Regions from separate parts of the Homo sapiens genome. Here region 1 is linked to region 2. A link is a loop called in an ENCODE intact Hi-C map of the cell type or tissue named here. Cell type or tissue: ovary. All regions are shown on one strand. Each heading gives the region's core, and the rest is flanking DNA. Links, peaks and the distances in the headings are about the cores only. Region 1 has its middle 36 kb from the start of WDTC1-DT. Region 2 overlaps WDTC1 (WD and tetratricopeptide repeats 1).

What was found. Peaks named below come from ENCODE experiments on the same cell type or tissue, not always from the same donor. Only the 100,000 strongest peaks of a DNase experiment are listed, where the experiment ranks them.
Region 1: a loop joins it to region 2, with 2.2 times the contacts of the local background. A loop is called at or near these places in 78 of 110 quality-filtered maps.

What each region holds. Positions count from the first base shown.
Region 1 is chr1:27,193,040-27,203,044 of GRCh38, forward strand. It overlaps the pseudogene CHCHD3P3. Among named protein-coding and RNA genes, the nearest start is that of WDTC1-DT, 36 kb to the right of the region's middle. RefSeq lists an enhancer at 1-405. In ovary, for the core only: a CTCF peak has its summit at 5,073 (motif pointing right); no DNase peak of the experiment used is centred there.
Region 2 is chr1:27,295,669-27,305,673 of GRCh38, forward strand. WDTC1 (WD and tetratricopeptide repeats 1) reads left to right here. Exons shown (of 16, transcript NM_001276252.2): 10 at 658-733; 11 at 1,380-1,488; 12 at 2,270-2,443; 13 at 5,558-5,793; 14 at 7,953-8,127; 15 at 9,333-9,525. Among named protein-coding and RNA genes, the nearest start is that of TMEM222, 21 kb to the right of the region's middle. RefSeq lists enhancers at 3,654-4,167, 4,990-5,049, 5,195-5,707, 5,708-6,221. In ovary, for the core only: a CTCF peak has its summit at 5,287 (motif pointing right); DNase peaks (open chromatin) are centred at 3,943, 4,397, 5,273, 5,605 and 1 weaker place; H3K27ac peaks cover 2,386 bases.

The sequences.
Region 1 (10,005 bases), core at 2,066-7,065, 100 kb before region 2:
GGCTTCAAGGCTAAACCAGAATATTGTGCCACCAGGAGAATTGTCAATTCTCTCTTCAACGAGCCTTCTTGAAACCACACATATGCCCAGGTCAGAAGCTGGGAAAAGGAAGTTGGATAGAAAAAGGAGTTGAAGGGGAATAAATGTATTTGTGTAGTTTTTTCCTGCCAGCAATAGCAGCAATGAGAGTTCAAGGCTAGAATTAATTAGACTCTCACACCCCAATTAAGCCAGTTTTCTCCATCCTGGTTGTTAACAAAAGGCTAACATTATTAAACAATCTGTTCTGTGCCAGGCACTGTATGTATAACTTCATTTGTTCCTTATGGCAAATTTGTATTAGTATACCCATTTTATAAATGAGAAAACTGAGGCTTGGAGAAGGTAATGATGTGTCCAGGTTTACGCAACTAGTATGTGATGGAGCTGGCAAAGAGCAAAACCAATTCAAGTCTTCAGAAGACTGCATGGGTTTAAAAGTGCTCTGGGGGAATTTCATCTTTCAGGGGAGAAGGAAATGGTTTTATAGTAAAATCCTTATTCCTTTCAGGGTATTCAGTGCCTATTTCTGACCCCTGCCGTGACTGGAGTGGTCACAGCATGGAGAGAATCTCTGACCTCAAAGCCATGCCCTTCTTTTTGCCCAGAAGGGTGCGTCGCCATATCTGCATGTGTCCCTCCTCACTTCATTCAGGTCTCTGCCTAAAAATCAGAGAAGCCTTCTCTGATCACCCTATCCAAATGACAACCTCCATGTGTAGCCTCATAATCAGTCTAATTTGTCTTCATAGCACCTACCACGCCTTGACATATTTATAGACATTTCTTTGCTTATTGTCTGTCTCCACCCACTAGAATGTAAACTCCAGGAGGACAGGACCTGGTCTGTTTTGTTCACTGCTGTATTCTCAGTGCCTGGGATGGTGCCTGACATATAGTAGGCCCCTAACAAATATGTGGGTTTTTTTGTTTGTTTGTTTTTTGTTTTTTGTTTTTGAGACAGAGTATTGCTCTGTTACCCAGGTTGCAGTGCAGTGGCACGATCTCGGCTCACTGCAACCTCCACCTCCCAGGTTCAAGCGATTCTCCTGCTTTAGCCTCCTGAGTAGCTGGGATTACATGCTTTTGCCACCATGCCTCACTAATTTTTGTATTTTAAGTAGGGGCAGAGGTTTCACCATGTTGGCCAGGCTGATCTTGAACTCATGGCCTCAAGTGATCCACCCACCTCAGCTTCCCAAAGTGCTGGGATTACAGGTGTGAGCTCCCACCCCCAGTCACAAATATGTGTTGAATGAATACAAAGGGAAAATTCAGCTTGCTTTCACTAAGAGCATTTGACACTCCCGCTTCCATCAGCTGCTAAATTCGTCTTACCCCTCAAAGCCTTGCTCCTTTGTCCTCTCTTCAGGGACTTCTCCCTCATCTTCCCCAGCCCAGGGATTGATACAGCCACCCAACCAGCTGCTCCAGCCAGGAACTGGAAGATACCCTCACCTCCTCCTTCTTTCTTCCCACCTCTGCTCCCCGACTCCCCATTACTTCCAGTGTTCAATTAATCACCAACTCCAGTCCACTCTGCCTCTTTTTAAAAGTTTTTGGGACAGGGTCTCACTCTGTTGCCCAGGCTGGTCTCGAACTCCTAGGCTCAAGTAGTCCTCCCACCTCTGCCTCCCAAAGTGCTGGGGTTACAGGCATGAGCCACCGTGCCTGGCCTCCATTCTGCCTCTTAATTATCTCCTAAATCTGCTCATATCTCCCAATATTTGCTACACCCCCCCTACCAGGCAACCCTCCTATTTTCACTGGGTTACTGCACCAACTTTCTCACCAGCCTCCTGCCTCCAGTTTGGCCCCTGCCAGTCAGTCTCCATATTGCAATCAGTGATTGGTGTAAAGCTCAAATTTTCTCGGTAAACAAAGCATTGAGTCCTTAGTGGCCTGAGATAAAGTCCAAGATCTTAATGTGGGTTACAAAGCCCTGCCCCATCTGACCACAGCCTCATTCTTAGCCATACTCTGCTCCTGCCTCTTTGAACTATTTCCAGTTCCCCAAATGTGCTCCTGATAGTTATTTTGCCTGGGAGCTCAGGCCAACTCCTGCTCATCATTCAGGCCTCAGCTCGGATGTTGCTTTCTCCAGGAAAGCCTCCCTGACTTCTGTCCAACCAGGCTGGGCTAGAGGTCCTTAGTGTATCTTAGGGTATAGAATCAGGGCATTCTCCCTACCTGGAGGACTGCTGGTGGTCACTGGTCCAATTTCCACCCTTTTCCGTTTCTTGATAGTGTCACTGCTTAAATAGCCTTCTCTGCTTCTCCGATGCCTCTCACCCTTCAAGACCTATCTTTCTAGACTTGTTATCTAGAAAACTCTCTGGGGAGTAAAAAGAAGGCAGCCTCTGAGTGAGGATGCCCCAAGCTCAAGCCACCTCTGCCACTTCTTAGTGATACAACCTTGGGCATGTCATTGTAAAATGGAGATGATAACGTTAATATCTACCTCACAGTTGTTATAAGTAAAATTATAAATGTTAAAGGACAATTGGCCGGGCGCAGTGGCTCATGCCTAGAATCCCATCACTTTGGGAGGCCAAGGCGAACGGATCATCTGCGGTCAGGAGGTCGAGACCAGCCTGGCCAACATGGCGAAACCCTATCTCTACTAAAAACACAAAAATTAGTAGGGCGTGGTGGCACATGCCTGTAATTTCAGCTACTCAGGAGGCTGAGGCAGGAGAATTGCTTGAACCTGGGAGGCAGAGGTTGCAGTGAGCCGAGACTGTGCCATTGCACTGTAGCCTGGGCGACAAGAGCGAAACTCCATCTCAAAAAAAAAAAAAAAAAGAAAGAAAGATGTTAAAGGACAATGTAAACACTGCGATGTGTTATGGAGACGTGAGAATGATTATTCTCTGCTGGCACTGTGCTCCTGCAGCACTCACAGGCTGTGACCTGCCATTTGCATTTCATTATATCCTGCCTCCAGTGACCTGCTCTCTGCAACCAGTGTGGAAGCCAGCTAGGTTCTCTTCTCTAGCTCTTCCGCATCCCCTAGAGTTCAGAGATTAGTGGTGAGTAAATAGAAGGTGTATGTGATTATAACCAACTACCATTTATTTATCACCTACTATGCACTAATTACTTTACATATATTACAGTCAGGTACTGCATAATGATGTTTTACTCAACTACAGACCACATATACAGCAGTAGTTCCATAAGATTGGAACACCATGTTTTTATTGTACCTTTTTTATGATTGGGTATGTTTAGATACACAAATACTTACCATCATGTTACAATTGCCTACGGTGTTCAGTACGCTAACATGGTGTATAGGTTTGTAGCCTAGAAGCAATAGGCTGTGCCATATAGCCTAGGTGTGTAGGAGGCCATACTACCTAGGTTTGTGTAAGTACACTCTATGATGTTTACATGATGAAATCGCCTAATAACGCATTTCTCAGAATGTATCCTTGTTGTTAAGTAACGCATAGCTGTATTTCTTTTTCTTTTTCTTTTCTTTTTTTTTTTTTTGAGACGGAGTCTCACTCTGTCACCCAGGCTGGAGTGCAGTGGCGTGATCTTGGCTCACTGCAACCTCCACCTCCCAGGTTCAAGTGATTCTTCTGCCTCAGCCTCCCAAGTAGCTGGGACTACAGGCACACACCACCACGCCTGGCTAATTTTTGTATTTTTAGTAGAAACGGGGTTTCACCCTATTAGCCAGGCTGGTCTCGAACTTCTGACCTCGTGATCCGCCTGCCTCAGCCTCCCAAAGTTCTGGGATTACAGGCTTGAGCCACCACACCTGGCCCACATAGCTGTATTTCTAATTCTCAGAACTACCTGGGAGACAAGTAATTTTATCTCCACGATGCAACCTAAGGCTTAGAAAAATTAAATAACTTGCCGGGTGTGGTGGCTCACGCTTGTAATCCTAGCACTTTGGGAGGCCGAGGCGGGCGGATTGCCTGAGTTCAGGAGTTGGAGAACAGCGTGGGCAACACGGTGAAACCCCGTCTCTAATAAAATACAAAAAATTAGCTGGGCGTGGCGGCATGCGCCTGTAGTCCCAGCTACTTGGGAGGCTGAGGCAGGAGAATTGCTTGAACCCGGAAGGTGGAGGTTGCAGTGAGCCGAGATCATGCCACTGCACTCCAGCCTGGTGACAGAGCGAGACTCCATCTCAAAAAAAAAAAAAAAAGAAAGAAAGAAAGAAAGAAAGAAAAATTAAATAACTTGTCCAAGGTCACAGAGCTGTTGAGGTTAGGGACCTTGGGAATCTTTCTGGCACTTCCCCCAGCTTGATGTTAACAGGCTCATGGCCTTCCTCCTGCCGTTTCCTCTCTTGGTCATAAGCTGAGCTGTGTCCAGAGAAAGAGAAAAAATAAATCAAACTTGGGGCCTGGCAAAGGAGGTGAGTGTCATGCCACAGACCAGACACAGGGCAGGAGGAGACTTTTATTTTCTTTTATTTTATTTTTGAGACGGAGTTTCACTCTTGTCGCCCAGGCTGGGATGCAGTGGTGCAATCTCAGCTCACTGCAACCTCCGCCTCCCAGGTTCAAGCAATTTTCCTGCCTTAGCCTCCCAAGTAGCTGGGATTACAGGTGCCTGCCACCACGCCCAGCTAATTTTTGTATTTTTAGTAGAGACGGGGTTTCACCATGTTGGCCAGGCTGGTCTTGAACTCCTGACCTCAGGTGATCCTCCCGCCTCGGCCTCCCGAAGTGCTGGGATTACAGGCGTGAGCCACCGCACCCAGCCAGGAGGAGACTTTTAAAATGAAAATTAAGATACAGCTCCACCCAAAGCACTGTCACAAAGTCCTGGTTCTGTGAATGTAGAGTGTGACAGGTGGTCAGGAAAAGCCCTGCGACATCTTCTAGCTGTGTCAGCACTGAAGTGATGCCCACATCTTACACATGGAAAGTAGATCGGAGTGGGATCTGTTAGCCAGATCACTCACAGTAAGGGAATGGTCCGCTATTACAAGGGTTTCTATCCTCTATGACAAAGATTTTAATTTAGGAAGAGAAGATGCAGGGTTCATAGTGAGCCACAAGGTGGCACTGTGAGAGGAGGGCACACAAAGTACCGAATTAGAACCTCTGGACGTGAAGGATTAGAAGAGATTTTACAGCAGAGAAATACAAAGTAAACGCCTCCTTTTACAGAAGAGATATGAGGTCCAGAGAAGTTATCCAAGTTGTAGAGTTTTGTGGTTAAGCCAGTACCAGAGACCCAGGTCTGTCTGTTTCTAAGTGTGGTGCACTTAACCTGTAATGCTCACCAAATCACATCTACAGATTCCCACCCATTGCATGGTGTGATCTTACTCAAGTCACTGATGTATTTCTGGGTCTCAGTCTTCCTGACCATAGAATGTAGGACTAGTCTAGATCTGGTTTTCTTTTTCTTTTTCCTTTTTTTTGAGACGGAGTTTTGCTCTTGTTGCCCAGACTGGAGTACAATGACGTGATCTCAGCTCACTGCAACCTCCGCCTCCTGGGTTCAAGCGATTTTTCTGCCTCAGCCTCCCGAGTAGTTGGGACTATGGGCGCATGTCACCACGCCCAGCTAATTTTTGTATTATTAATAGAGACGGGGGTTTCACCATATTGGCCACGCTGGTCTCGAACTCCTGACCTCAGGTGATGTGCCCACCTCGGTTTCCCAAAGTGCTGGGATTACAGGCGTGAGCCACCGCGCCTGGCCTCATTTTTATATTTTTCTTTTTTTGTTTGAGATGGAGTCTCACTCTGTCACCCAGGCTAGAGTGCAGTGGCATGATCTTGGTTCACTGCAACCTCTGCCTCCTAGACTCAAGTGATTCTCCTGCCTCAGCCTCCCGAATAGGGCTGAGATTATAGGCATGCACCACCATGCTCAGCTAATTTTTTTGTATTTTTAGTAGAGATGGGGTTTCACCATGTTGGCCAGGCTGGTCTCGAACTCCTGACCTCAAATGGCTCGCCCGCCTCGCCTCCCAGAATGCTGGGATTACAGGTGTGAGCCACCGTGCCTGGGTTTTTTTGTTTGTTTGTTTTTGTTTGTCTGTTTGTTTAGGAGCAGAAGTTTAATAGGTAAGAGAAAGAGAAAGGAAAACAGCTCTCTTCTCTAGTGAAAGAGAGGGGACTTCTGAGAGGAAAAGGCTGGCCAGTGGCGGATGCACTGGATTTTATATGCAGGCTTGAGGAGGTGCTGTCTGCATAGACAGAAAGGATAGGAGACATGGCAGTCATGGACAGAAAAGGAGGAGATTACGACAGAAAAGTTGGAGATCCTGTTGCTGACACCCCATCGGGTGGTTGGAGGCTGGGGTCAGTCCAGAAGCCTTTGGATAACACCAGGGGGTAGCCTCAGCCAGAAATCCTCAGTTACTTCCAGGACCTCTTCCAGCCCCACATGACAGCTAAGTCCTCTGTGAAAGGAAGCTGGTTCAAACATGGCTAATATGCCCAGCAATCTGTGGGTACTGGGGGATTCTCCGTGTTCTCCTCAGCAAGCCTCACATCTAAGTCTTTAAGAACACGCCATGCTAATCGCATTCTTAAATGGCTGAAGGATGCCTGTTAGTGATTTGATTTGGTTCTAAAATGGAGGCCTGACACGGTGTGGCCGACACCTGGTATCCCATCATTTTGGTAGGCTGAGGCAGGCAGATCACCTGATGTCAGGAGTTCAAGACCAGCCTGGCCAACAAGACAAAACCCCATCTCTACTAACAATACAAAATTAGCTCAGCATGGTGGTGCAGGCCTGTAATCCCAGCTACTTGGGAGGCTGAGGCAGGAGAATCATTTGAACCTGGGAGGTGGAGGTTGCTGTGAGCCGAGATTATACTACTGTACTCCCGCCTGGGTCAGAGAGGAAGATCCTGCCTCAAAGTAAAATAAAATAAAATATAATAAAATAAACTGGAGGCTGAGAGCCCCAAAATGAAAGGACAGAGTTGGAGTCTGCTCCTCTACTCACTGTTTTTTTTTTTTTTTTTGCCAGTCTTTGTCAGAAAATATATTTATTATTGATAGTGAGTGAAGTAAAGATGTGAGTATTCACTATAGAGGTTATATCAGCCAAGGTTGCCTTCATATTGATAAAAATACCTTATCTCACTTGTAATCATAAACATTATTCCAGTAGAAGAGGTACATTTTCTCTCCTTTTTGTCTTCTTGCCTGTATAATCACCATAATAAGTTACAATGAAATAGCTTTTATATAATCAAAGGAGAAAAGAAAGAGAGACAAAACCAACATGCCACAGCCTAGACAATTCCATCCAGCACTGCTGCCTCCAGATCTGTTTTCTGGCTTTCTCCACCCAGCACTGCTGCCTCCAGATCTATGTTTTGTGGCTCTCTCCTCACCCTACTCCAATTAATTTAGCCCCCGACCCCATCTACTTTGTTAGGGTGGAGGTTCACCAAATGATGGGGCTTGTTCAGAAGAGAAACATTTTATGGTCAGTGGAAGTTGAGTAGAAAGTACCAAAATGTGGAGAGGGCTGCCCTTCTCTTTTAATCATCATAAGAGGGTTTGCTAATACTGAAGAGTGTCCTTTAATGACTGATCCCTGATCAAGGCTTTGGCCCTTCAAATTGCTGCTGTTCAAAATGTGAAATGATTCTGCTGAATCCATTCTTGGTGTCTCTCTTTAGTGGTCTTCTCATTAGTGGTCTTCTCTTCAAATGGGTTGTTTTCTCACTAGGAAAAACAATGTTCCATCTCTGGAATTAACGTTGATGGTGTTTTGCTCATTCTGAAAGTTTTTATCCTCCCTTCTCAAGCATGGCCACTCTGGGTGGCCAGAGTGGAGCATTTGAAGGTCTGGTGGGTGTTCTCACGGTAACACTGAAGAATTTTGGCCTGCAGATCAGCACAGACTGGATGAGACTCATACCGCTTGAACTTTGCTTCCACCTCTTCAGCAGCTTTCTGATATTGTTCAGTGGTGACTCTGAAGAACTCTGAGTTCCTCTTCTCCAGTCTAGCCAGCTGTTCGTTGTAGAATGCATCCTGCTTCTTTAGCACTCGGTCTTTCTCTTCCAGCTGCCTAGCCAGGTGCTTTGCCTTAGCGCGTTCCTCCTCGCTAGATATCCTCTCCCGAAGGATGGCTCTGGTTAACTGCTCATTGGCAGCAACCCTCTCTCGGTCCAGCTCTTTGGCTGCTTTAGTCGTTTCTCATCTTCAGATTCTTTCTTGGCTTGCTCCAATGCCAGCTCCTCAGCTACTCTTCTTTTCAATTCTTCATCAGAAACTGAGGCACCATAAGCACCAGAATACCGCTGAGACTTCGAACCAGATGGAGAGGATTCCTTCATTCGATCAATCACATTTTCTGAAAGCCGGATGCCCTTCACCACGGTAATGTTCTCATTCTCGTCCGCCTCGAAGGTGACCCGGCGGGTGCTGGTGGTCCCACCCATGGCTCCGGTTCCTGCCCCAGCGGAGACCTAGCGCGGAACCACGAGCACTTCGGGGCCCCCGCGCCCACACGCGCATGGAAGGGCCTGGATTCTTTTCCCGCACGGCGGGAGCAAGGCCACGGCCCCTACTCACTGTTTCAATGAATTATGTACCTTGGTATCCTGGACAAGGTCCCCAATATGAAGCAACTATGTTGTCTGGGTAAGTACCCAGGGTTCATCATCTCACACCAAGAAAATTTAGGATATGGACACACATGAGGAGTTTAGGAGCAGAGGTTTAATAGGCAAGAGAAAGAGAAAGAAAGAGAAAGGAAAACAGCTCTCTCTCTAGTGAGAGAGGGGGGACTTCTGAGAGGAAAAATCCCCCTCTTTTTTTTTTTTTTTTTTTTGAGACGGAGTCCTGCTCTGTCACTCAGGCTGGAGTGCATTGGCGCAATCTCAGCTCACTGCAACCGCCACCTCCCAGGTTCAAGCGATTCTCCTGCCTCAGCCTCCTGAGTAGCTGAGTAGCAGGCAGATTACTTGAGCTCAGAAGTTCAAGATCAGCCTGGGCAACAACATGGGGAAACTCTGTCTCTACCAAAAAAAAAGTAGAGATGAGATCTTGCTATGTTGCCCAGGCTGGTCGTAAACTTGAACCAGGGAGGCAGAGGTTGCAGTGAGCCAAGATTGCACCACTGCCTTCCAGCCTGGGCGACAGAGCGAGACTCTGTCTCAAAAAAAAATTATTTCACTTTATCTCCAGTATTGGCTTACAAGTTATACCTATTTTTAAATTTTCAGTGGTTACCCTAGGACTTATAATGCATATATTTAACTTACCACAGTCTACTTTCTTTTTTTTTTTTTTTTTTTTTTTTTTGAGACGGAGTCTCGCTCTGTTGCCAAGGCTGAAGTGCAATGGTGTGATCTCGGCTCACTGCAACCTCCGCCTCCTGGATTCAAGCGATTCTTCTGCCTCAGCCTCCTGAATAGCTGGGACTACAGGCATGTGCCACTACACCCAGCTAATTTTTGTATTTTTAGTAGATACAGGGTTTCACCATATTGGTCAGGCTGGCCTCAACTCCTGACTTCGTGATCTGCCCGCCTTGGCCTCTCAAAGTGCTGGGATTACAGACATGAGCCACCGCACCTGGCCCAGAATCTACTTTCAAATAATATTAAACCATTTCCCATATATTGCAAGAACCTCACAACAATATACTTCCAGTTCCTTCCTACCAACTTTGGTACTCTTCTTAATCTTTTTCTTTTTTTTTCTTAAGATGGGGTCTCGCTAAATTACCCAGGCTGGTCTTGGACTCCCGGGCTCAAGCAGTCCTCCCACCTTGGCTTTCCAAAGTGCTGGGATTACAGGTGTGAGCCACTGCGCCTGGCCAATTATTTTTTAAAGAGATTAAAAATAAGAATAATGGGCTGGGCGTGGTGGCTCACACCTGTAACCCCAGCACTTTGGGAGGCCAAGGCGGGTGGATCATCTAAGGTCGGGAGTTTGAGATCAGCCTGACCAACGTGGTGAAACCCCGTCTCTACTAAAAATACAAAAATTAGCTGGGCGTGGTGGC
Region 2 (10,005 bases), core at 3,235-8,234:
AGTCTCGAACTCCTGACCTCAGGTGATCCGCCCACCTCACCCTCCCAAATGCTGGGATTACAGGCATTAACCACTGCACCTGACCTTCTATTTTGTTTGTTTGTTTGTTTGTTTTGAGGCAGGGTCTCATTCTGTCACCCAGGCTGGAGTGCAGTGGTACAATCTCAGGTCACTGCAGCCTCGACATCCCAGGCTCAAGTGATTCCCCCACCTCAGCCTCCTGAGTAGCTGGGACCACAGGCACACGCCACCACACCTGGCTAGTTTTTGTATTTCTTGTAAAGACGGGGTTTTGCCATGTTGCCCAAGCTGGTCTCAAACTCCTGGGCTCAAGCAACCACCCTCCTGCCTCAGCCTCCTAAAGTGCTAGGATTACAGGCTACGCCACCATGCCCAGCCAAATGTGATTCTAATTAATGATAGTATTTCAAGCAGGACTTTGGGTAGATCAGATAGCCCACCCTGAATGCTAGAGCTAGGAAGATTTTCCAGCCTGAGGTTTGCTGGAAGTACCTCTTAGGATAGCTTGATTGTTCTATGCTCAACACTCACTGTGTTCCAAGACTCTAGTTCTTGAGAAACCAAGACCTGCTTACTGGTTCAACCACATCCTTACCTCACAGCTTCCATCTCTTTTTTTGCCCCCCTCAACTCTAGGTCTATTTGTTTGACTTGACTTACAAGCAGCGGCCGTACACCTTCCTCTTGCCTAGAAAATGCCACTCCTCGGGGGGTAAGTTCTCCCTTAGGGTATCTCTACTGCGGCGGTGTAGGGGAGCTTAAGTGCATGCTACACCTGCTGAGAAGCCTGCCCTTTACTCTGGACCGTGATCCTCCAAAAATAGCAGATCTCTGAAATAACCCCACCTATGCAGTAAGAAAGAGGATGACAATAGAGCAGAGATCTCTTCAAGAGCTTTGCATCACTGCCCTTTTTGCTTCCCTCTGAAAAGACAGGTTCCTTCCATGGCTTGGCTCTTGAGAACCTGAAATAGTTCCCCTCTCCTTTGTATCCTGGCCCAGTCTTCTCATTGATTTCTTCCTGGGGCCTACAGTTGATTTAGGCACCTCCTCACTCCATTCCCACCCCCAGCCCCAGCCCTAGCCCCAGCCCCAACCCTAGCCCCAGCCCCAGCCCTAGCCCCAGCCCCAGCCCCAGCTGAGTAATGCCACGGTGAAGTTGTGTCCCTCGCCAGCCAGCAGAGGGCGCACGGGCTTTTCTTTATGTCAGAACTTGCTTTCTGGGAATGGATCTTACTCTGGGAGAACAGTCCCACGATGGAACCATCAGACCCCGTGATGGAAGCTAGAGGGCTGCCAGGAAGAAATGGGTCCTCTTCCTGAGTTGTTGCTGTCACTTTCTCACTATCTCCTGCCAGAAGTCCAGAATGGCAAGATGTCCACCAACGGTGTGTCCAACGGTGTGTCCAATGGCCTGCACCTTCATAGCAATGGCTTCCGGCTGCCGGAGAGTAGGGGACATGTCAGGTGAGGCCAGCTGGCTTGTCCAGCCCTCCAAGCCCCAGTTACACTATATGGACTGGAGGGAGGGACATAACCTGTAAATCTTCCTCCTGACCCACACCCACTCATGCATCCCAGAGAGTGAGGACCAAGGCAAAGAGCCTTCTTGGAGGGTGCCTAGTGTTTCCAGTGCCCCTCTGCCTGGCAGAACACTAGTCATGGTCAGACTGTAGCTCTAGCCTGTTGGTACCAGTAACTGGGGTCAGGACTCAGGAGCTAGCTGCCTCTTAGCACTGAGCTGTCTCCAAAAAGGGGCTGCATACAAATGGGCCTCCGCATTATATTATTCCCCATCCTATAGCATATCCTTGCCTCTTTTCTCTGCCAGCCTCTGTGCTGGGCTTTGGATACAGAGGCGCTCAAATTCCCTAGCCTTGAGAGAAATAGAGTTCTCTAGACAGCGATCCACAGGAGGGACTCGGGTGGTCATAAGGTTCAGCTCAGCATGGAGGCAGGTGGTATCAGCTACTACCATGCCCAGGAGTTGAAGTACAGCTTCATTTCTGCCCTTCTTTTCACTGGCTGAGAGTATTTGGAATGGTATTTGGAATGAAATTCCAAATGGTATTCCCTATCACAGTAATAGGTAATATCCCAGACCAGGGTAGTGGTCCCCTCTTCCAGATAGCAGTCAGATCCCAGGGGCCAAGAAAATCTGGGTGGCCCTCAGGCCATGTTACAGACTCCCTGAGGGGCTGCTCTGACCTTCTTTGACTGTTCTGACTTGGCTCTATTTCCCCTGCAGCCCCCAAGTAGAGCTACCACCATACCTGGAGCGTGTGAAACAGCAAGCCAATGAGGCTTTTGCCTGCCAGCAGTGGACCCAAGCCATTCAGCTTTACAGCAAGGCTGTGCAGAGGGCCCCTCACAATGCCATGCTTTATGGAAACCGAGCAGCAGCCTACATGAAGCGCAAGTGGTGAGTGGCCACTGCAGAGGGGATCTGGGTCAGGATGAGGGAGAAAGCAGCTGGACCAAAAGGCAGGGGCCTGATGGAGCCAAGTTGCCAAGGCATCCAGGGAAAGTGGCAAGAACATATTGCTGCCTCTTAGGGCTTCTTGGCCTCTCCTCCCCACCTCCAGGCTAATGGTGGGCAGGCACCTGACCCATTAATCAGGAAGTCTCAAGCACTAAGGAAGCTCACAGTTACGTGGAACATGTTCAAAACTAGTTTCTACATGGCATATTATTATAAAGTGCTGTGGCCCCTGGGGAAGTATGAGTTGAGGACTGTTAGTCCCAACTGTTGGAGAATTGGACTTTGAAGAGCAGTGGAATCTTGCTAAGTGGAAATGAGGGGTTTGGTGAATTCAGTTGGTATGTGTCTAAAATATTCTGCAGTCCCTTGCCCCTCTAAGGCTTGCTTTCTGTGTTCTTAGACCCTTTGGACTGAGTACAAACCATATCCCAGAGATCCAAAGCTGGCTATGGGTCACGCTAGGGTATGGTGGCTGGTAATAAAGAAGTAGACCATATCTGAAAGAACTCCTCATCTTTGGAGACCATCAGGGCCCCCAGCCCTACTGCCTGCAGCACCAGCAGGCAAGCAGACATGCAGACCCCGCCCCCCCATCCCCCAGCCAGGGCCAGGACTAGAGATGGATAGAGCTGGGCCCACAGCCATTTCTGCTCCGTCTGGCATCCGTCGGCTCTGCCCAGACAGACAGGCCAGCTGGTGTGCCATCGTCTGGCTGCAACTCGGCAGGCCAGAGAGGGAAACTTAAGAAACCCACCCAAGTCAGCAGGATGGTAATGCTAGGTGGGGGTGGGGAAGATGCTGTCCCCCGGCCTTAGCTAAGGCATCAGGAGTTGGCCAAGGGCTCAGGTGGTAGCCAAACCCAGGAGATGACTGTTTTGGATGAATCGTGAGTTGATTCACCTCTCTGTCCAACAAACAGTTGGGTAGAACTCAGTGGTCCTCATCCAGGCTGTAGGCTAAGAGCTCAGCTTCACTCCTGCATTCTTGCTAAGAGAGGTTGGTGATTTCCTAATCCATATGTGCCCTCAGCATGTTCTCTGAGCTCCTACTATGTGCTAGGTACTAGGAACACAAAGTTCTATCACTCTGAGTTCCTGTGCTCCAGAGGAGCCTCTCCAGACAGTGGGTAAAGTGGTGGACATAGTTCAGCATTAAAGAGATAGGAAGCAGTGAGTCTTGTGAATGGTCAGGTAAAGGGCTGTGGGCATCAAGAAAAGTTGGGTCGCTTTAGCTGGGGAGCAGGGAAGCATCAGAAAGACATGGCGTCTGAATGGGCTTTAAGTGTAGGCAGGCTTAGACAGGAGATGAAGGAGAGGAGGGGCCTGTGGGGGAAGGACATTCCAGGGAGATGAAATGGTGTGAACAAAGGCATGGGGGTGGGGGACTGACTGAAGAGCTTGTTTGCAGAACAGCAAATCCATTTGGCTGGAGCAGAGGGTTCGGAAAGGGACTGGCAGGAGATGAGTCTGTGAGGTAGCCTGGGGCCGGCCTAGGGAGAGCTTGGAATGCAGAGCGGTGACGTTGGCCTCGATTCAGTGCATGATGGGCAGCTACTGGAGAGTTCTGAGCAGGAGAGGGATGTGCCGAGGGCTGTCCTTTCAGGGAGATTGATCTGGCAGTGAGTCTAGGAAGGGTGAGCCCTGGGGCCAGCCTGCTCTCTACCCCCATCCCCACATGCCTGCCAGTGACCCCTAGAATGTCACATTCTGTCCTGGGCCAGTCTCCCCAGGGCTGCCATCTGCTCCTGGATGCAGTGGGAGCTGTCACCCTCTGGCTCCTGGCTGGTCTCTGGTCTGGCTCTCCCCAGGAGCTCAGAGGGGCACCTTGCAGGCAGTAATTGGGTTTCCAAACAGTGCCTGCTCCTTCGTCAGAGCCACTCATCCTGACGCAGGCCACGCCATTGAAGCAGCTCTGTTTCCTGCCTGCCCCCACATGGGCTGAGCTGCTGGTTCCTGGTCTGAGCGTGGCTGTTCCGAGGACTGGGTGCTCCCTCTGAGTGCTGCAGAAGGAGGCTCAGGAAGAACCTTCCCATGTCAGGCCTGCCTTAGCCATGCCGGATTGTTGTGAGCTGTGCCCTTGGAGAAGGGGCCATTAACTCTAAGGGGTGCCTCTTACTGCTGCTTGGCACAGTTGGGTCCTAGGCCTACTCCAGCCCAGCTGAAAAAAAAAAATGGCTTCTGAAGAAGCAGTTCCTGTGGCCTGTCTGGCTCTCCAGACAAGAGGCAAGGACAGGTCTGTGGGTGCTGGGGGAGTATGCTTCCTATATTCTGGCACAGGGTGGGAAAAGGAGGGGCTTCTCTGACCTCCTTTCACTTCCTCTTTCCCCGCTTCCCCATCAAAAGCACTCCCACTTCCCTTCATCCATGCTTCAGGAGGTTGGAGAAGTGAGTGGGGACGATTTGGAGCTCCTGGTGTGCACAACCCCCCTTACCATCAGCTTCCAGAGAGCTGACTCTGCCAGACTGTCAGGCCCCATCCTCCAGCCCCAGGAGGTAGAGGCCACAGCTGCTGTGGATCAGTCAGCCAGGACAGGGGGGGGTCTGGCTGAGGGCTTGCTGCCTGCTGGTCAGACCCTGCGTCCCCAGCCTGACACTTCTGGCTTCCCCAGACCACAGAACTGTCCTTGAGGGCCCCCTGCCTTGGATGTGGCTTTGAAGGCCAGCCGGGGGTGATTTGAGAAGGTGGATGGGGGAAGAGAGAAGGAGGGCTTGGGGAGCCTGTGGTGGGCAAGATGCCAGGCCTTCTGCTGCAGAGCTGCGGGTGCCTGGGGTGAGCCAGTGTGCAGTTGCACTCTGTGCCCAGCAGAGGGCAGCCTGACACCAGCTTTTGCCACCCTCAAGACCTCAGGGTTTCCTGGCTTGCTCCTTAACCATACTCTGTCTCCTGATGGGGGAGGCCTGGGCTGAGCCAGGATTCTCTTCGTCCTCAAGTCCCCTTGCCATGAGATCTGTCAGTGGTGGGCTGGGGTGGCCACAGGAAGCAGAGGAGACTGAATGGGGACCCCTTGCTTGCCACGTGGCTCCACCTCCAAGCCGCTCTTCCCTGCCTTCCCAGGGATGGTGACCACTATGATGCCCTGAGGGACTGCCTCAAGGCCATCTCCCTAAACCCATGCCACCTGAAGGCACACTTTCGCCTGGCCCGCTGCCTCTTTGAGCTCAAGTATGTGGCTGAAGCCCTGGAGTGCCTGGACGACTTCAAAGGGAAATTTCCGGAGCAGGCCCACAGCAGCGCTTGTGATGCATTGGGCCGCGACATCACAGCTGCCCTCTTCTCTAAAAATGATGGTGGTGAGTGGGCACTGAGGAGGGGGTGCTGTTACTCTTTCTCTTTGAGATGCTGCATGACATTCTGGAGAGGTCATGGTTCTGGGATTGGAGAGGCCTGGGTTCAGATGTTGATTCAGAAACCATGCAACTTTGGGGCAGTTACTTGGTGTCTCTCTCAGAGTGTTTCCTGGTCTGAAAAGGAGGCATGCCAGCACCTCCCACTGAGCGTTTCTATTGAGGATCAGCATGTTTAAATGGCATGTTTAAAGCACCTGGGGGAGTGCCTGGTGCCCAGGATAGGAGGAAGCTGAGCTCAGTCAGGCTCCCGCTAGGCATTCACACCTGCTTAGACAGGGCCCTGGTGGTTCCACTTGGGCATCTGAGAGGCAGAAGCTGGTCATTGTGTTTGTTCCGAGTGTACAAGTGCAGCAGAGACAATAGCGCAGAGCAGTAGAAATGCCTCAGGCTTGGAATGTGGGGCCTCGGTTCCAAATGCAGCTCCACCACCTGACTGTGTGGCCTTGAAGAAAGCACAGCCTCTCTACCTACCTGCACAAAGAGCACGAAGCCCTGCCCAGCTCCCCTCAGTGTGCTGGAGAATGAACTGGGCCATCGGAGTGTGGTCTGTAAACGTGAACGGTGAGCTCATAGGAGGCAGACATGGATCTTCACCTCTCTCCTTTGCAGTTTACCAACCACGTGATAAATTAATTTGTTTAATGAATAGTTATCAGACACCTGCCATGTGCCAGGCACTGTGCTGGGTCCTGGGAATAGAGCTGTGACTAAGTCACGTGGAATTTCTGTGTTTATGGCATTTACAGTCTAGTGAAGGAACCAAGTGATAAAGGAGAAACAAAAAAGTATGACAAGTGCCATGGGGACCTGAATGGTGTGCATGCTGGGAGGGGGTGGGCTTGATGGCATTCTGGGGTTCTTCAGGAAGAAACATTTAAACTAAGATCTAAAGGATCCAAAGGAAGCATTAACTAGATACAAAATATAGCTGTGTGGCCTAGCGCGGTGGCTCACGCTTATAATCCCAGCACTTTGGGAGGCTGATGTGGGAAAATAGCTTGAGCCCAGGAGTTCAATATCAGCTAGGACAACATAGCAAGATCCCATCTCAACAAAAGAAAAATTAAAAAAAATTAGCCAGGGGTGGTGGCACACACCTGTAGTCCCAGCTCCTCGGGCAGCTGAGGCAGGAGGATCACTTGAGCCCAGGAGGTCAAGGCTACAGTGAGCCATGATCACACCACTGCACTCCAGCCTGGGTGACAGAGCAAAATCCTGTCTCAAACAACAACAACAACAAAATGTAGCTGTGGGAGATGCAGAGCTCCTGGCATATGAACCAGCATGCTCCAAGGCCCTGAAGCAGGTATGAGTGAGTCACTTTTAAGGAACTGAGAAAACTTGTGTGACTTTACCTGTCACTTAACTGATCAGTGACTCTCATTTGGGACCCTAATAACTTGTCTTCCAGAGGGTAAGGGCATGGTCCTTACTGCCCTAAGTGCCATGAATCTGTTTATAAAAGTCACCCAGGCTGGGCTCGGTGGCTCATGCCTGTAATCCCAGCACTTTGGGAGGCCAAGGCAGGTGGATCACCTGAGGTCAGGAGTTTGAGACCAGCCTGGCCAATGTGGCGAAACCCCGTCTCTACTAAAAATACAAAAATTAGCTGGGCGTGGTGGCACGTGCCTGGTAGTCCCAGTTACTCAGGAGGCTGAGGCAGGAGAATCGCTTGAACCTTGGAGGTGGAGGTTGCAGTGAGCCGAGATCACGCCACTGCACTCCAGCCTGCGTGACCATCTCAAAAAAAAAAAAAAAAGTCATCCATTCTCTCTTTGCTAGTGCCTCACTCTACCCTCCCCTGCCTCTTACCTCCACAGAAACAGACTTTGAGTCTCTGCATCTTTGGGGCTTTCAGGCCCTCATTTAGGGACCTGAACCAGGGCCCTCCTGGCATCAAAGGTCTCCTCTTGAACATCCTCAGGGGCTAGATCCAAAGATGCATCTTCCTCACAACCTTTCCCCAGTTTTCCAGGATAAGGGTGGAGGCAGGTAGCTCTATGTTGTCAGACTTTGGACTGAAAACAGAGCCATAGGTGGGGGAAAATAGGGAAGGAGAGAAAGGAACAAGGCGCTTACCTTTTCTGGATCTCTGCCCCCAGAGGAGAAGAAGGGACCTGGTGGCGGCGCCCCAGTCCGCCTCCGCAGCACGAGCCGCAAGGACTCCATCTCAGAGGATGAAATGGTGCTGCGGGAGCGAAGCTACGACTATCAGTTCCGCTACTGCGGCCACTGCAACACCACCACGGATATCAAAGAGGCCAATTTCTTTGGCAGGTCCGAGGCCCTGAAGAGGAGGGTGCAGCCCAGTTGGCAGCGGGAGGTTGAGTGGGGAGTGTTGGGGCATAATGGTTTCAGAGAAGAATCTCAAATCCCTGCTCTGCCTCTGTACCCTTGGGCAAATGGCTTCACCTTTGTCAGCCTCTAAAGTTTTTTAATCTATGAAATGACCAACCTGCCATGCCCATTTATGAGGCCATAACAAGGACTAATAAGATAACCCAAGTAGAGCCTCCAGCGCAGTGCCTGAACTACTCCTTCATCCCCCACCTCCTTCTCCCTCTGTCTGCATGTGCCAGAGCTTGGTTTCTTTATCTGCATTCAAGGAACCTCCCTCTGCTTGAGAGTATGAGGCAGCAGCCCTCCAAGGCTGGGAATCTTGGCACATCTGTTTTGTGCTCAAAACTGTGCCCTGTGTACTAAGGGACAAACTCTGTGTTTCAGACACCATCATCCCCACCCCTCATTTGTAGATGTACTTTCTTTGGGTAGGTGAGACACATGAACATGAATCAAGAATCTCTCCATAGGCCAGGCACAGTGGCTCATGCCCGTAATCCCAGCACTTGGGGAGGCTGAAGCAGGAGGATCGCTTGAGCCCAGGAGTTTGAGACCAGCCTGGACAGCATAGACCCCCATCTCTACAAAAAATGTTTTAAATTATCTGGGTGTGGTGACGTGCACCTGTAGTCCCAGCTATTCAGGAGGTTGACATTGGAGGACCAGTTAAGGCCACAGTGAGCCATGATCATGCCACTGTACTCCAGCTTGGGTGACAGAATGAGACCCTGTCTCTAAGAAAAAAAAAGAATCCATCAAGATGCCCTCTAAATGTCAGTGGTGTGTGAGGGGCAGGGGGAGTCTGGATGCCAGAAGCCTGGAACTGCTCAGGGGAGGCTTAAAACAGGGTATTTTGGAGACCCGAGAGATGATGTAAGATGATCCTGGCCCAAGGAGGTAATAATGAACTATAGGGGAGACTGTCTTGGAGAAATCCAGGTAGTCGCTGGCCCTAGGTTTAAGAGAACAGTGACCAGGGCTATATACCTGGAGGAATTCTGGGTCAAGTGCACACCCCAGCGTGTGGGGGACTGAGTGGCTGCAGACTTCCTTGCTCCCCCTTTACCTAGGCCATGCAGCCTCTACTTGAGGCTGTAGGGCAGTACCCCACCTGACCTCCCTGCCCTTTGCCCCCCCGCCAGCAACGCTCAGTATATCGTCAGTGGCTCTGACGATGGCTCCTTCTTCATCTGGGAAAAGGAGACCACCAACCTGGTCCGTGTGCTCCAAGGGGATGAGTCCATTGTCAACTGCCTGCAGCCACACCCCAGCTACTGCTTCCTGGCCACCAGTGGCATCGATCCTGTTGTGCGGCTCTGGAACCCCCGACCAGAGGTGAGGGTGCAGAGCCAAGCAGAGAGGAGGGCAGGGACTCTGTGGAAGGCTCCAGTGGAGCCTGCTAGCGCAGGGAAGAGAAATGAGCCACCCAGAGGCTAGAAGCTGCTAAGTAAGCCTTACCCCGGGGCCCAAGGCTGTGTTCTCAGATTCCAGAAGCTCCAAATGCAGCAGCAATTCTCCAGAAGCTGTGCAGAGGCCCTGGTCACAAGGGAACTATGCAGGCTTTGGCATCTGGTAGGCCTAAGTTTGAATCCAGTCTCCTCACTCGCTGCCTGAGAGACTTCACCATCTCTGACCCAGGCTTTTAATCATCTGTACATTGGGAATGGGAATGACAGCACCACCTTGAAAGGTTGTGGTGAGAAGTAAAGAAGAGATGCCTGTGAAGTGTCCAGCCCACAAGGACACTTAGGACAGTGGAGTCCCCTCCACTCCCAGGGTGGGTAGCCAGGGAAGCTGGCTTGGTGCCTCCCCTTC